Linked DNA regions of Mus musculus: region 2 is linked to region 1. The links are chromatin loops, found by intact Hi-C in ENCODE. Cell type or tissue: gastrocnemius. All regions are shown on one strand. Links, peaks and the distances in the headings refer to the core of each region. The heading gives the core; the rest is flanking DNA. Region 1 overlaps Lmtk2 (lemur tyrosine kinase 2). Region 2 holds the start of Lmtk2 (lemur tyrosine kinase 2).

Region 1 (8,329 bases), core at 236-8,235:
GGCAGAGACAACATCACAGGGGATCGCTGACTTCCAGCTTAACTGAGAAAGTGGCAGGTAGGAAGAGTGCCTGCATCAAAGGCAATTCTCACTGAAGACAGAGAGTGAGAAAGAAAGATATCTGACTCCCTCTTCTGGAATGGTGTTCTTGACTCTATTCCAAAATAATTCTATTTTGAAAATTTGGAACTTGAAAGCCTGAAGCAGGAAGCTTTTTCTAATTCATGGAGCAGACTACAAAGTAAACTGTGCAACCCCCAGGGGCGGCCCTGATCACATACACACACAGCCCCAAACTGCCTGAACTCCAGCGTGCAAAGCAGAGGAGGCCCTTCAGACCTGACACTCTTAAGCCAACTTGCTAGCTGGCCAGAAACCAAGGCCACCTACAGAAAGAAAAAAGACTGTTGCTTCCAGCACCTCTTCCTCGGGGCTGTGACGGGGAGCACCTGACAGGACCCCAGCCTAAAGCTTACGGAGTAGAAGCTCAGAGCCAGAGGTCAGGAGAGAGCCAGCGACATTCCCTCCCTACCCTGAGGCTTGTGCACTTCCTACACCGCTGCACATTCCTCAGGGATTCCCCAGACTTCAGGCTGCATTCATTCCACTCCTCAGCATTGGTTTAACTCCAGCCCAACTCTGTCTTCACCACCATGTCTAAAGCAGAGCACTCACGATACAACCTAGTCTCTGGTTTCCTCCTTCCGTCTTCCACTCTTCCTGCCTTTGTTTTTGGTTGGTGTTTTTGAATTAGGCTCTCATGCATCCCAGGTTGGCCTTAAACTCAACTCTGCAGTTGAGGATGTCTTTTAACTTCTTTGTGATCCTCCTGTCTCCTATGTACCACTATGTGTAGTTTCCGAAGTCCGGAGTTTTAGGCATGTTAGCAGTCTACCAACTAAGTTACAGCCAGCCGTTCCCCAGCCCTCTTCCCAAACCTGTCAACCTCTCCAGAAAGCAGCAACTACAACGACATGAGGTGTGCCCGTGCCTGTGCCCAGCCAGATCTACCTGTGCAGAAAGTGCAGCTTGTGCATGGCTGCCAGCCCTGCGGCAATCTCACACGCCATCCTCTGTAGCAGCATGGTCTGTGAATCACCCCGCACGTGTTCTTGCTCATTGTGCAGGTAAGCCTTCAGGTCACCCTGCAAAAAACAAGCATGCGAGTGTCAAGTGCAGCACCAGAAGAAACCAAGTACCTAGACAAGCAATGCAGCTGGTCTGAACTATGAAGAACTATACAGAACAGAACAGTAAAGGAAATACAGTCTGACAACGACGCACGGGTAGACTCAGTGCAGTACAGATGTCTAGAAACCTTCAGGTAATGAAGAAGTGATATGGAGAGTTAAAAAAAGGTACTATTCACTATTTTGAAAAATTGGAACATGAAGCCTGAAGTTTAAAGGAGAATAAGCAGGAAGCTTTTTCTAATTCCTGGAGCAGACTAGAAAGTGCAATACGTAGCCACCAGGGGCGACCTTGATCACATACACACACAGCCCCAAACTGCCTGCTCCCCAGCGTACAAACTGGAGGAGGCCCCTTCAGATCTGACTTCCATTTCCAGGACACACATGGTCAGTGAGTACTTCATCACAAAGCTCATGGCCACCATTTATGCATGAGTAAGCCATGGAGAAGAGACTACATAAAGAAAACAAGAGTGGAAGAGGTGGGGAAAGCCACTCAGTGCTAGTGACAGACTCAGGTCTCACTCAGCATCCTTCCCCAGGGACAACATGAGAAAGAACACGCCAGCCTCCTGTGAACACCAATTCATCTCAAAAAGCCTAGGCAGAGGATGGCAGCCTGAGCAGAAAAGGGACAAACTCCAGTCAGACACATAGGCATCCAGCTCCCTGGCTACTCCCTATGGCTGCTCTAGGCAGTGGTAGATATCATAGATATCATCTCTGCTTGGGGGATGCTCTTGAGAAAATAATGTTATAGTCTCTTTACATAAGAATAGATATTTACTGATTTGATCTAATCCAAACAAAAGCTACTGGGGAGAGGAATGTGTACACACGTGCTCAAGAGGTCAACCCTGGCATCTTCCTCTATCATTCTCTGCCTTAGTTTTTGAGACAGTGTCTCTTACTGGCCTGACTAGTTAGCTTCAGTGACCCTTCTGTCTCTCTATGGCTAGGATTATGCCATTTGCCCAGGCCCCAAATTGAAGATTTTTATGATCTGTTACTAAGGTAGGAAGTAACTCAAGATCTTACAGCTTAAAATCCAACTCGAAAACAAAGTCAGGGGGTGGAGGAGCTCCTGGACATTTCAGTAAGTTTACTGAAGAGAGCAAATCTGTCAGATCCCTCCCAGGACCAGATCTGCACTCGTAATATTCACCCAGAGGCAGCTGTCCACGGTTAGTTCATCGTACACAATAATGCATTGGTTTCTACTCCTCTCTTTAACAATCCTAGCGTCTGTTGATAACAGTGATTATTTTTGAATTAATCGTATTTTGTTGTTTTGAGATAAGAGCATGACTATGTAATGCAGACCAGTCAAAAATTCTCACCCCATCCTCCCAAGTAACAGGACTCCCATTTCTTGCCTTTGAGCACTGTGTGCCTATGGTGCACATTTCTCATAACTTCAGGTATCTTGCAGATACAGAACTAAGGCTTAGAAGAGTCAAGAAATTTGTTCAAGAGCTAACTGCGGCAATGGTCTCTGCTACCTAAAAGGCGGAGGCAGGAGGATGAGGAAGTCAAGGTCATCCTTGGCAATAAAATAACTTTGAAGCCAACCTGGAACACAAGAATCCAAAGAGAGAGGAAACAAAGAAAAAGGAAAGAAGTTTGTCTCAATGAACTGTGCTTATCCCTCCCAGTTTACTAACTGGTAGGACCATACTCCGGGAACTGAGGCCAGGGCCACATCTGGCACATCTGGCAGGTGGTCTTCCACTGAGCTCCATCTTAGCGCTTTCCTGCCTTTTTATTATGGGGCAATATCTCATGTGTCGCCTGGGCTGGATCTAAATTTGTGATCCTCCTGATTCAGTTACTAAGTAGCTGAGATTACAGGACTATGTCAACAGGGCTCAACTTTTCTTATTTATATTTTAAAGGTGCTTATCGAGTAGATATGGACAATTAGTACTGTCTGTTATTTATAGAAAAAATAAGAAATCACCAAGAACCTCAATGTGTTTTAAATGAAAACGAAATTCTCTTTATCGAGGCTTTAAATTTTTCAAGTAAACCCAAGAAAGACAATTTGCTGACACTAGATGGCGACAGGGAGCTACACCCAGCATTAGTGAGACAAGCACCTTGCAAGGACTTCTTAGATGTGGGCCACTTACAGCCCTCCTAAATTCCAACACAAAAGGCGGGTGGCGGTGGCGCTGTATGCAGGATTTTGGCAGATCACTAAGCACAGTGAATTAATTTTAATACATTTTAACTTAATCTAATGTTAACCCATTTAATGTAATGGAAACAGTAAATACCTTTATATTGGAAATGCAGGTCATTTGTATGTCTAATATGTTTAAAGAACTTTGTTCTGTTTTGAGATAGGCTCTTAGATAGCCCAGGCTATCCTCAAACTCAAGTACAGATGATCCTGAATCTCTCTTACTTTCATGAATGAAATATGGCCCAGTATGTCCCTCCATGAAATGGGTATGTCCCAGTTGAAGCATTGCCTCTTGCTTGTGGGTTATCAGCTTGTGGCCACCTAAACCCCCTCTCCTCAAAGTCCTCTTCTCTCAGCTCTACTATGAAGCAGCTCTCAGGAAAAGCAACAAAAGCTAGCAGCTCCTGCCCCACCTCCTCATCCCAGGCTGGGCTTGCTACTGCCATTCCTGTCTTCCTTCCCGAGCAGACTCCTCTCTGCCTGGTCTGTCCTGGCTGCATCCTCAGGCCCCTTCCCTTGAACAGCCACTGTACAGCCACTACTCAGCTACCTGCTGAACCCTCATCCTCACAGCTAGCCGTTCTGCCAAGCACCAGCCAAAAATCTGCCCCAGGTCTCATTCTTCCTTCAAACTCAGCCTCTTTGTGGGACAGCACGATGGCTCAACACCCAGCCTGACAATCTGAGCTCCATACCCAACATGGTGGAAAGAACCAACTCCAAGTGTGTACCCAGGACACACATGTGCTTCCCCCACCCTGCCCCACACAAAATATATAAATATAAAAAGCTATTAAACAAAATAACTACCTGAGCTAGCTTCCTTAGCCAACTCCCTTAGTGTTCTCCAGCTGGCTCCGGGCACCACAGTCTCCAGCATGCCTTTCCATGTCACTGGATACCTGGTGGTCCTTCCCTGGTCCATTCTCCTCTCACTGCTCTGTATCCACTCCACAGCCATGTATGCTGTGTAAGGCTTGGTCTCCCTGTCTACTGTAACACTAAGCATGGGTTCCCAAGTCCTAGAGTCTGTAGTAGATGCAGATGAGTAAAGCTGTCACTACCAGCTCAGCAGTCCTCTCACTGTCTGCATGCATTCCATGGCTACGTGTGCTGTGCGTGTGGCCCCCTGACACCTTATGCTTTTCTCCTAGGATGTCTAAGAGGTAGCTCCAGTGCAACGCATATCCAGAGCAAAGCCTGTAACGATGCAAACTATGGCATGTCCACTATTCAGCAGATCAGAAAAAATCAAAGATGCCATTAGTAAATCCTGTCTTTAAGCCCACCTCCAAACTATGGATCTCCAGGTCTTGCCAGTTTTCAAAGTAAAGGCACAGCTGGAATTTATGGAAGGCTACTGCTGTCGTGTTGTCTGAAGTGCATCCCATGTTCGCCTTTGTCTGAGCCCCAAAGCTGATCATATTTTCTGTTGTTTTTAGGGCTGGGAGTTGAACATAGGACTTGTTCATGCTAAGCAAGTGTTCTACCTCTGAACTATACTCCCAGGCCCGCACTGGTAGATTCTTGGCAAGAGCTTTATTGCTAATCGTAGCCTTTTAAAAAATGTATTATTATTTTATGTGTAATGCATTTTTGCCTTCGTGTATGTCTGTGCAGTGCATGCAGAGGTCAGAAAGGGAAACGGAGTTACAGAGGGCTGTAGGCTGTCATATGGATGCTGGGAATTAAGCCCCCGTCTTCTCAAAAGGCAGCAAATATCCTTTATTGTTTAACAATCTCTCTAACCCCAAGTTATAACCTTTTAAGTTCATCGTTTAAAAAATAAGCCATGTTGTGACACCCCACACCCCACCAAACACACTGTTGTTTGCAAACAATCTTTTCCTTTGTTTATTCTACTATAAGCAAGCTGTGAACACTGCTAGGTTTTTACCTTATCCCTGCTGTGTCCCTAAACCTCACACATAATGGACACACAGTATGCTTGCTGAGCAAGAGAAGGCACACATTTTGGGAGAAGCTCCAAATGATGTGCACCAAGTTCAAGCCAGGTCAGTCATATTCCCAAGCTGTGCCATGCCAACATTTCATTAATGGTCTAATAATGATGAACGTAGGAGAAAATCTGTAATTTCAGATTTTTATTGGACTCATAAATTTATTTTATGACCTTATTACTTTGTATATAAAACATAGCCAAAGAGAGCTACCATGGGAAGTATTTTTCTTTTTCTTTTTCCACAGGGTCTTACTTTGTAACACAGCCTGGCCTGGATGTCCCCGTGTGGGGAGGCAGGCAGCCTCTTGCCTCAGCCTGCTGAGTGCTGAGGGCGGAAGGCAAGGGCTTGAGTCTTGAACCACAAGCACAAGCTGAGAAAGCACACTGGGAAGGTCGCAGGCTTTTTATTCTCCAAGTCCACCTCGAAAGGCAGACTTGCTCCAACAAGGCCACAACCTTCCTTCTCACCAACTGTGGAACAAACTCTCAAATGACTGGGGACACCTCACTCAAGCGACCACACTAGCACAGTGCGCTGGATAGTCCCAGTTCCATCTGATTCTTCTTCCTGGAAGTTGTGCCATGTAGGTAAAAGCTACTGACTTTACATCTAACAGGGCACCTGTGTCACTATGAGGGAAACTTAATGTGGCTTCTCTCTCTGTAACGTTCACTTCCAGGCCAGGCTTCCCTCAGGACCCTAGTCTGAACTCCGACACTCTCTGGTGTGGCTCAGTGGCTCGCCTTTGGCGCTCAAGATCCCTGTGCATCCCCAGGACAGCAAACACTGAGCAGAGAAGGTGAGCCGACGAGATGGCTTATTGGGTAAAGGTGCTTGACACCAACCTGAGTATCTGAGTTTCATTCTTAGAACTACACAGTGAAAGTTGTCCTCTAATTTCCACTTGTGCTGTAACATGTGCACACCCCCAAAAACACACAACACACACACACACACACACACACACACACACCCCATTTACCAAATGCTTTCTATAAAATAATGACCTTAAACCCTAACCGTGGGTGAGTCTACCTGAACTGATAGGCGAGTCGGCTGCAGGCACACTGGGCAGGGCAGACCCATCATCTCGGAATTTCCTGAGTACTGAGCACAGCTCTCAGGGTCACACACATATTCAGTACATTTTTCTTAGATGAGCAATCCTCAACTGAAGCACTTACACTGCCTTGGTATCCTGAGAGAGCATTGTGTAAACACTATGGCAAGTTACAAGAAACCCTGTAGTCATCTTTCAAATTGTGTCTCAAGTACAGCTACCATCAAGCATTATAAACTGGTCAAAGCAGAGTTGTCACATGCTTTCAGAAGAGTTCCAAGTGTTCTAAAGTCAGGCTGGTAACTGTATATGGATTACTTAAGTGCAAAAATATTCTTGCTTGTCTGCGCAGGAGATGGTATCAGTGCACACGGGGACTCTTGTCCTAAGAGCAGATAGAGACAGTGTAGCTGCAGTGGCTTAGGAGAGGCTGGCTCCTGCATTTGGATTACATTCCTCCTCGAAGAATGGCCTGTTTCCAGGAAGGCCATGGGTAAGCATGTAGCTCTGAAAAGGGGTTCCAGGCACACCTGAGGCCTACTGGCCCCAGGGGACATCCCTGCAGTCTGTGCAGGTGGGCACCATTTTCAGGACCCTCCTGATTTCTCCTACAGTACAGGCTCTGCAGGAACTGAGCTTAGGGTAGCCAGACTTCAGAATCCAGGGAGGGCCCAGTCTTGGCTGCTGAAGAACCAACCTGTGAGGTTTTCTAGGCTCGGAAGAGTGAGCCCAAAGCTGGCTTGCAGGGACAAATGGGATTTTTACCCTAACGCAAATGCAGAGAGACCATAACTTAACAGGTATGAGATTAACCACAGCAAGGGATGAGGCAGCTTTCCTTAGGCGTCAGCTCCTGCCTTCCAGCTTGTCTGAGACAGGAACTGCTGCAGAGTTTTGCCTTGGTTCTTTCTGTGCCTACAGCAAACTCTTTTACCTACTAAGCCATTTCCTGAGCCCCAGAGAAGGAGGCTTCTGATGAGTGGGCCTGACCCCTCGAATGCAGGTCAAGTGTTCTTTACTGGCTCTGAACTCACACAGCTAGGAAATGGAAGCTAAATGCAAACTGATAGGGGAAACTGAAACAAGATCAATAAAAAATCCAAAAGAAGGGGCTGGAGAGATGGCTCAGAAGTTAAGGCGCTTCCAGCCCTTCCAGGACTCCAGCTCCTTCCCAGTACCCACTGCGCTCATGCCCATCTGTAATTCCAGTTCCAAGGACCCTATGCCCTCTTCTGGCCTTCTGTGGGCACCAGACATACATGTTGTGGACAAATATTTATCTACAAAAGCAGAACAGCCACCTGCATAACATAAGGTTGGGAGGGGGGTTGGAAGAGAATCTAAGAGGGTAGAAAGAAACTGCCAAGTACTATAGTAACGAGGATAACTGGAGTGGATGGCACATTCCGGATTAGAATTGCAGGTTAGCAAGCGTCTAACGTGACTATTTGTGAGAGACTTAAAGCAGAGAAGAATGAATGGGTTACATCTACCCAAAAGAGGGATTCTAGAGTTGAACAAAGCACAGATTGACCCAAAAGCCCATAAAACACGCATGAAATAAGGTCAGAATACCGGCTGGTGCTTGTTTGCCTGTATTGGAGTGTGCGCGTACATATGCCACCATTTACAGAGACAAGACAAAACAATTGACCCTAAAGCCAACTGCAACCTAGCCATCTGTGCACTGACTCAACAGTAAGGTGAATCGTCTTTGCTGCTATAGCCAAACCACAGGGATTTAGGGTCAAACTAGGATGGATCCAACTAAGGCTACGCACTGATCAACTTTCCTTCAGACTTAACCGCCTCTACCAAGGATAGAAATATCTAAAGCATACTTAGGAGTTAACGCTAACTGCACAATGCAGCCTGCTTGCTTTTTTAGCAGCACAATGTTATCCAAATGAAGTGGGGAGTTATT
Region 2 (8,329 bases), core at 48-8,047, 54 kb after region 1:
TGCTGTGCCTCCACTTCCTGAGTGTTCAGATAACAGGCACCGCCACACCTGGCTTAAAGTACATCCCCCAGGACACACACACCTAACCCATTTCTGAAAAGTCGGCTTTCTCAAAGGCACCATTAAACAGGCTGACCTTTACAAAGAATAGGAACAAGGAGGCCGTCTTAGGTACTATTACTGCAACAAAACACCATGGCCAAAAAGCAAGCTGGGGAGGAAAGGGTTTATTCAGCGGAGCTGCTGTTCATCACTGAAGGAAGTCAGGACCGGAAATCACACAGGGCAGGATCCCGAGACAGGAGCTGATGCAGAGGCCATGGAGGATGCTTAGCAGCTTACTTCCCCTGGCTTGCTCAGTCTGCTTTCTTACAGAGCTCAGGACCACCAGCCCAAGGATGGCACCACCCACAATGGGCTGGGCCCTCCCGCATTGGTCACTAATGGAGAAAATGCCTTGGAGCTAGACCTCATGGAAGCATTTCCTCAACTGAGGCTCCTTCCTCTTTGATGACTCTAGGTTGTGTTGAGTTGGCACAAACCAGCCCATATTGGGGGAAAAGGGTCTATGCAATGGGCCCATCCTTACTTGGGAAGGCCAGCCTTGTTCTATACAGGTCTCTAATCAGACACCCCAGTTATAACTGCTCTTTTATCTACTATATGCATATATATACATATATATATATATATTTTCATGGTAGAGCCTTCGTTTTTAACCACTAAGCTCAATAAATGTGACTAACACGAAAGTTTCTTTACCCTTGATCAAAAAAAAAAAAAAAATGTATCTCCTTGGTTGAGTGCATGTGTGAAACCTTGTGTTCAGTCCCTAGTACAGAAGAGGAAAGGGGGAGGGAAGGAGAGGGAGAAAAAGGAAGAGGGAAGGGGTGAGAAATCTATCCCAGTTGTAATATCAATAAGCTATTTGGACAGAGAAACAATTCCATACATCCATGTTTGATATTTAATAATGCATCATTTACACACAGTTTATACGGCTCCCTCCAAGGATCAAAATAGGAAAGGAAAACGTGCAAAAGACACAAATCACCTGGGCTTCACTTATGTCAAAAACTCATGGGTTTATGTTTTTCAGGTTGCTTTGTTTTACAAGACCTCAATGAACCTCAGCTCTCTGAAATTCCAGCCTATATAAAATAAAATGGTGTGGCAATAGAATAAAATGCAGGGGAGAAAGATAGATAAGCAGATACACTTTCACAAATTATATACACACATATACATATACATGTATATATGTGTATATATATATGTATGCATATGTGTATATATATATATACACACACATATACATACATACATACATACATACATAAACACACACATATATGCCAAAATGCATAAAAATTGATAGGCACAAGAACTACTGGAAGTTTCTGGAATCGCCTTGTCTCTCTCTCTCTCTCTCACACACACACACACACACACACACACACACACTGTATCCACTGTGCTACCTAGTGTTAATTTTCTATTTAAATGTCAATATCCTTACATAGCAACATCACTACCTTTCTATATAATCTTTCCCAGCTTCCCCGGTATTTTCTGCAATGTCCACTCTCATCCTGGTTGACTATCGACTTCTGTCAACATTCAGTTATCTTATCCACTGACTCAGAACACTCAAGTCACCAAAAAGACTTGATTCCGAGGCGATAGCACAAACACAGTGCTACATTATATAGTGTAAGCACACCACTTAATACTCAACTGAAGGGCACTCAATAGCATATAACCTAGGGTAGTTCTGGAAGCCATTACACCTCTTTCATTGTAGATTTTTTTGAAACTCCCATATTGACCGGAGGCAGTTCTGCCCTTAAACCTTGACCTCAGGTGCGTTCCAGAGACAGTTAAGACTTTAAGTAAACTGGGAGGTGGGTGTAGAATCACAAGACAAGGTGAATCAAAGACCTAAGTTTGAATCTAACTACAACTTGGCTGTGTCACCTTGAGTATATCTTTTGATCACCAGGGTTCCAGGATCCTCAAAGCAAAAGATGAAGAAATTGGACTAAATTATCTTTAAGCTTTCTTCCAACCTCTAAAGTTCTTTGAAATGTCAATACCTCCCCCTTCGTTGAAAAAAAAAAAGAAAGAAAGAAAGAAAGCCGTAATGATGGAAAGTTAGCCTAGATTTGTTTTTTTTTCTTAAAATTTCTGAGATGGTTTCTTTGGCTGAAGTTTTATTTATAAACTCCAAATCAAAACTATATGCAGAAAATACAGAAGGGCTGAGAGCTTGAAAAGAGAATCACTCGCTGAAATAGTTCAATTACCCTCAGGCCAATTTGTCAGTGGATACGCAAAAGCTGCTATGCTACTCCAGTCACTAGCTTCCTAAAACAAAATTATGTATCGTTTGTTCCTTTCTCATCCCCAGCGACTCATTCCGAAAAAATAAATAAATAAACAGATAAATAAACCAATAGCCCAACAACCACAGCATCTAAAATCAATTTACAACTTTAGAACAAGTTTCGGTGAGCCAAGGAAACTGCACAGCTTCCGCGAGTCATTGGTTTCATTTAAGGAATGACGAGAAATAAGAAACGGTTCTTATAATAAGACGGGAGAAAAGCCACCAGAGGCAGGTGACATCTGGAAGAAGAAAAAAAAAAAAAAGGAAGTGTCGAGGACAGAAGCTGGAGGTACCTTTAGGGCAACAAGTTTAAGAGTCCGGGAAAAAGAGTCCCCCGGGAGGTAGGGGAACCCATCGCTGCCACCTCGCCCCGCCGTCTTCCCCAACCCCCACCGTGTCGCCGCGCCCCCGCCCCCCATCCCACGCCCCTGCGGCAAGAAATCTCCCTGAGATCGCGGGCATCCCGCGGCCTCCTGCCCTCGGCAGGCCTCCGATCCGCCGCAGAGGTGGCCCAACCCCGCAAGCCCGCCGCCCTCGCCGCCGCCCCGCAAGACGCAGCGGCCCCGCAGCCCCCGGGCTCCGCTCACCTGCACCTGTTTGCGGAAGTGGCGCGGCCCGGGCACAGCCGACCGTCAGGAGCAGGAGCAGCAGGAGCATCGGCGGCGGCGGCGACGCCGGCGGCCCCGGCATCTCGTCCACCGCGCGGTCCCCCACGGGGCCGGCTCTCGGGTCGCCGCCTTCAGTCAGTCGGTCAGCCCTCCGCGCCGCCTCAGCGACACCGGCGCCGGCTGCTTCGGGACACACGTCTCTTTAGCCAAACGTCAACCTTGTTCCTGGTCTGCATCCGCCGCTCTGGCCTCGGAGCCAGCATCATCCTTCCCGCCCGTCAGCGCCGCCACCGCCGCCGCCGCCGCCCCTCAACAGCAGCAACGGCGCCCAGCCTGCGGAGCCGCGGGCCCAGGCAGCCGCGCTCCCGCCGCCATGATGGGCTGCGTCATGTGACGTAGAGCTGAGGCGGGATGCCGGGACCGACACCTGGACCAGCCAATCGTCAATCCATACTGACTCCGGGAGCCCCACCCTCTCAGCCATAGGCGGCAAGGTGGCGATCGGTGCGCCCCCTGCAGACAGAGGAATGAGGCGTGGGCAGCAGGTAACATCGACAATTATTTTAGGAAGATATAAAGAAGTCCATAATAACCCACATAATTTAATCTGGGACTTTTGTCTCTCTTTCTCCTACTTTTTATTTTTCTTTTCTAATTTTTACCAACATGGTTCTCGGTATTTTATCCCCGGTTTTACTTTCTTCATTTTCACTTATCAGAACTTTCTTAGCCTCTTCTTCTTAGGCTGACCCTCATATCAGATAAGCTCTTGAGGAAACGTTGAAATTTTTAAAAATTTTAATTGATCAAGCACAGAATGTTTCTGACTTCACTTACTGACGTAGCAGTGAGCTCAAGCCAGCTCCTCTGCCAAGACAGCCAGCCCTTCCTGCCCCCTCTTGTTCACCTGGCAGATGCGCATCCTTTCATTCGTCAAGACACACCTGGAATATGTATGACTTCATCGATGGCTTCACCCCAATCCCACAAATAACTGAGCATCCACAGCCCCGACCTAGCCCAGCCCTGGGCCGACTGTCATGTTTTATTGTTCCTGTGACTGTAAACCCCTTGAGGACAGCAGCCCTGTCTTGAGTCACCTTGGAGCTCCTCCTGGGTGTTCTCTACTGGAACTGTGCTAGGTGTTGGTGATGGGTGTGAGGAGGGAGCAACTTCCAGGTGAGGTAGAAGATGTCTCAAATGCAATGAAGAGATTGCTTGCCTTGCAAGCTTGAGGGCCTGAATTTGATCCCCAAGAAATCCACATAAAGAAAATCTAACCTTAGTGGACAATGCTTGCTGAAGAGGCAGAAAAAAAGATGGCTCGTAGGACTCGCTGACAAGCCAGACAAACTTGCTAGGTAAGTTTCGGGCCAATAAGAGACCCTGCCTCAAAAACAAAAAGTGGACCCTGACCCCGAGGAAAGACACTCTTCTGGCCTTCACACACACACACACACACACACACACACACACATACATACACAGGGACAGGTGGAGAAAATGCACACACATAAACAAATCACATGCAAACACAAGCAACACATACATCCATGCACACAACACATACATCCATGCACACAACACATACATCCATGCACACATAATAGAAAGGGAGAAAGTGTTTGACTGTAACACAGCTCTGAGCCCCTTCCTTGGGGTTGGGGAGACCACCTTTGCTGACTCTGGGAGTCCAATTTGTGAATAAAAACACCTGAAGAGCTGCCTTGCATCTTATCAGGTGGAACTTTAGCAACTTGCAAGCCCAGAGCTTCACCTGGTTTCCAAACTCCCTCCAAAAACCCATTGTAAACACTTAGCTGTCCGTGGTGCTAACTGACTCAGCCCGGGGCACAGGATGTCTAGGGAATATGTCTGGTGTTGATCGAGGCAAGCCACACTAAAAACCTGAGGAAAGCAGTAGCCGGCCTGTGACACTTGAGCTCAACTCGGCCTCTTCCTGCTGATCTTTCTGGGCAGAGGGGAAGGAAGGCAAAGGTCTAGAGAGGAGGTACAATTGCCCCGCTGTGCGTTGACTTCCATCCGGAAGCTCTACCCACTGCATCCAAGGAAGCCGGGAATTCATGCTCCAACCTGACAAGAGGCTCTGTGAGGAGCAGAGCTGGCTCAGTGAAAGCCCTTCCTCATAATCCTCCTGGTAATTAATCATAATTAAGATGCACCCCAACAACGAGGCATTCTGCGATCACAAAGCAGGTCTTGTTATTATGTGAGCAAGCCCCACAGTTGAAACACACACAAACACACAACTGTTTTCCCCCTCCCGTGGAGCACGGGGTAAGGTACACATTCCTCAGAGGCTGTCTAATGGAAACCTTTACCCCAGCCCCCACCGCACCGCCTCTACCTTTGCCCCGCACTTGTCTCAGAGACTCCTAGTTAGAGAATCTGCAAGACAAACAAAGACTTGCTGGGTTGGTGAGGTTTCACCTCAGAGTCAGGAAACAAAAAAAAACAAAAAAACAAAAAAACAAAAAAAACAAAAAAAGAAGAAGTCAGCTTTTAGCATAAGTTAAACTGAGATTTCCCTGGGCTCGGAATCAATTATAAGTCAGTGGTTCTGTCCCGGTTTGCACTTGTCTGCAGCCTTCTCCAGGTTCTCCTCAGTGCCAAGCCACCGTTCAGAACACCCGACCTCCTGGCATTGTGTGTTCTGCCAGCCAGCCCTGCTAGCGGCTTGCACGCCGAAGGATATGTTTCGCACAGGATGAGTTGCAGCTATGAAGAGGTGGTGCCCTGTGAGCTCAACTCTCATCATATGGGGCATCCAGGAGGGTCCTGAGGAAAGCCATTGGTAAAATCGTTAGGAATTTTGTGGGCCAGTAGTTAAACATAGCCATTCTTTCTAATGAAGGAAAAAAAGAAAGAGAAAAGAAGATTGTTTTGTGAATTTTGTTTTGTTTTCTTTTGCCTGCTTGTATGGCTGTATCTGTGTTTGAACTGTGCCATTGGAGACTGGAAAAGGGTATTTAATCCTCAGGAGCCAGAGTTACAGGCAGTTGTGAGGGCTCCAAATGGGTTCTGGGAACTGAACCCCAGTCCTCTGTAGGAGTGACAAGTGCTCTTAATTGCTGAGCCCCTCTCTCCCACCTCTTGCTCTTCCTCTCCCTCCTTCTTCTCTTTCTTTTTGAGACAGAGTCTCATGTTGTCGTAGGCTGGCTGTGAACTCAGTACAGAGCAAAAGATGACTTTGAACTTCTGATACCCCTGTTTCTTCCTCCTAAGTGGTTGGATTTCAGACATGTCACTAAGCCTAGGATCTGTAGTACTGGAGTGCAAGCAAGCCCAGTGCTTCATGAATGTGAGGTCTGCACTTTACCAACTGAGCTCTATCTCCAGCCCTCTAAGCACAGGAAAACAGAATCAGAGATGTGGTGGAACACCTCTGTCACCCCAGCACTAGGAAGTAGTAGCGAAGGATCAGGAGTTCAAAGACAGTCTGAGTTCCATGAAAACCTCGTCCTAAACAACTAACCCGCCCCCCAAACAACATATAAATATACAATTGAGTAAACCTTTCAAAACAAAGAGCTGGATGGTGGTGGTGCATGTCTTTAATCTCAGCACCTGAGAAGCAGAGGCAGGCAGATCTCTGAGCTCAAGGCAGGTCTGATAAACAGAGCAAGTTCCAGAACAGCCAGAGAGAGCTACACAGAGGAGCCCTGTCTTCAAACCAACAAACAAAGAAAACCCAAAGACAGTAGAGGGAAGTCTTTCTAAAATGGAAAGCAACACAGCACTATGAAAACCGTGGCTCAGCAGGGAAAGCGTGGGCTGCCGATTATGCTATGGAAAGGTCCCCGTGTACACTGTTGACTCCTGCCCCGCCCACAGCATAGCTGTAGCCATGTTGTTTCATGCCCACCAGCTATTTCATACAGTTGCTGTAATATGCCTGCCAGTCACTGACACGGAAAAATAACTTGACTCAGAGCAGGGTCATGCTGAGCACATACCCTGTTATGTTCTGTATGTTCTGAGGTTTATCTTAAGAAATCTCACAACTGTAAGCGTCATGTGGGACCCATCAAATTAGAGGTCAATATGAGCTGTTATGTCTAAAATGACTTGAGTCGGGGCTAACCACTGGGCTGCACTTCCAGCATCTGCGAATGAGCTCATTGTGGCTTTTGTGGTTTTAGCCTTTATAAGATAGCCCTGAGAAATGTCCAGTGCACAGCTTTGAACTATTGATCCTGAGCTGTTGCTCTGGTCCATCAGTCTTTAGGTGTGTGTTGAATATACCATCCCTGTCTGAGAATGGTGTCCATGTAGTTTGTGGGGCAATTCCTGGACCCCCAACATATATAATAAAACAATAAAACTTTTAGTAGTCAAAATGAACTTCTTCAAAACTCTAGAAATTGTCCAGTTGTTTATGACGATCCATCTGGGTTAGCTTAAGAAGATGCTGCTGCTGGGGGTGTAGCTTAGTTGGCAGAGAATTTACCCAGCATGCACAAAGCCCTGGGGTCCTCCAATACAATACATAGGACTGGTATTGATGTACACACCTGTAATCTCAGAACTCAGGAAGTGGGGCCAGCCTGGACTACATAGCAAAAACCCCGTCTCCAAAAACACCAACAAAATAACTGAACAAATACAAGATACACAATGGCAGGGCACTCACAGGCAGAGCCAGACCACATGTACCTCTCTGTACCGCATGTGTGCAAGACCCAAGGAGGCCAAAAGAAAGCCCTGGATCCCCAGAACTGGACTTACAGATGACTATCAGCCAATATACCAGTGCCAGGAATTGAACCCAATCATCTGAAGAGCAGCCATCACTCTGGCCACTAAACTGCCTCTCAGGCGACACCTCCATAAGGTTCTTATAGACTGTCCCTGGCTTCTCTAACTTGAATCCTGCTTGCTATTGAAGTACTTTAATCCAGCTTGGGGCCTATTGGGAGACCAAGTAGGTTAAAGTCCATCACAATTGCTAGTCCTCTGCCAGCCTCGTCCTGCTTGGTATTTAGCTGGATCTTTCAGCTGCTTTGCTGGCTATCCGTGCAAATGCGTCTCTGTGAAAACCTTGCCTTCTTTCTGCATCCTGTCTAGGGCTTGTGACTCAAGAGCAGATCGTCATGTGACTTTCAGAGCTCTGAGCCACTTCCCACTTGCAAGGTGGGGGTGAAACTCAGTATAACATAGTTTATGTTTAATAAATTAACACTTTCAATATATGTAATCTCTACACCAGTATAATGAGGTTCTCCATAAGACAATCACGGGATTTACAAAAAGTACACAGCAGGCAGTAACATTCAACAATGGGAAAAAAATCACTTTAAAAATCATACTA

Evidence for each region. A loop is a pair of places that touch in the nucleus more often than their neighbours do. Peaks named below come from ENCODE experiments on the same cell type or tissue, not always from the same donor. Only the 100,000 strongest peaks of a DNase experiment are listed, where the experiment ranks them.
Region 2: a loop joins it to region 1, with 4 times the contacts of the local background. A loop is called at or near these places in 18 of 42 quality-filtered maps.

The regions. Positions count from the first base shown.
Region 1 is chr5:144,149,677-144,158,005 of GRCm38, reverse strand. It overlaps Lmtk2 (lemur tyrosine kinase 2), which reads right to left. Exons shown (of 14, transcript NM_001081109.2): 7 at 1,012-1,145. Among named protein-coding and RNA genes, the nearest start is that of Bhlha15, 36 kb to the left of the region's middle. In gastrocnemius, for the core only: a CTCF peak has its summit at 3,253 (motif pointing right); a DNase peak (open chromatin) is centred at 3,273; H3K27ac peaks cover 891 bases.
Region 2 is chr5:144,095,424-144,103,752 of GRCm38, reverse strand. It overlaps Lmtk2 (lemur tyrosine kinase 2), which reads right to left and starts at 3,392. Exons shown (of 14, transcript NM_001081109.2): 1 at 2,977-3,392. The coding sequence starts at 3,079. In gastrocnemius, for the core only: a CTCF peak has its summit at 3,521 (motif pointing left); DNase peaks (open chromatin) are centred at 3,435 and 3,955; H3K4me3 peaks cover 1,791 bases; H3K27ac peaks cover 1,222 bases.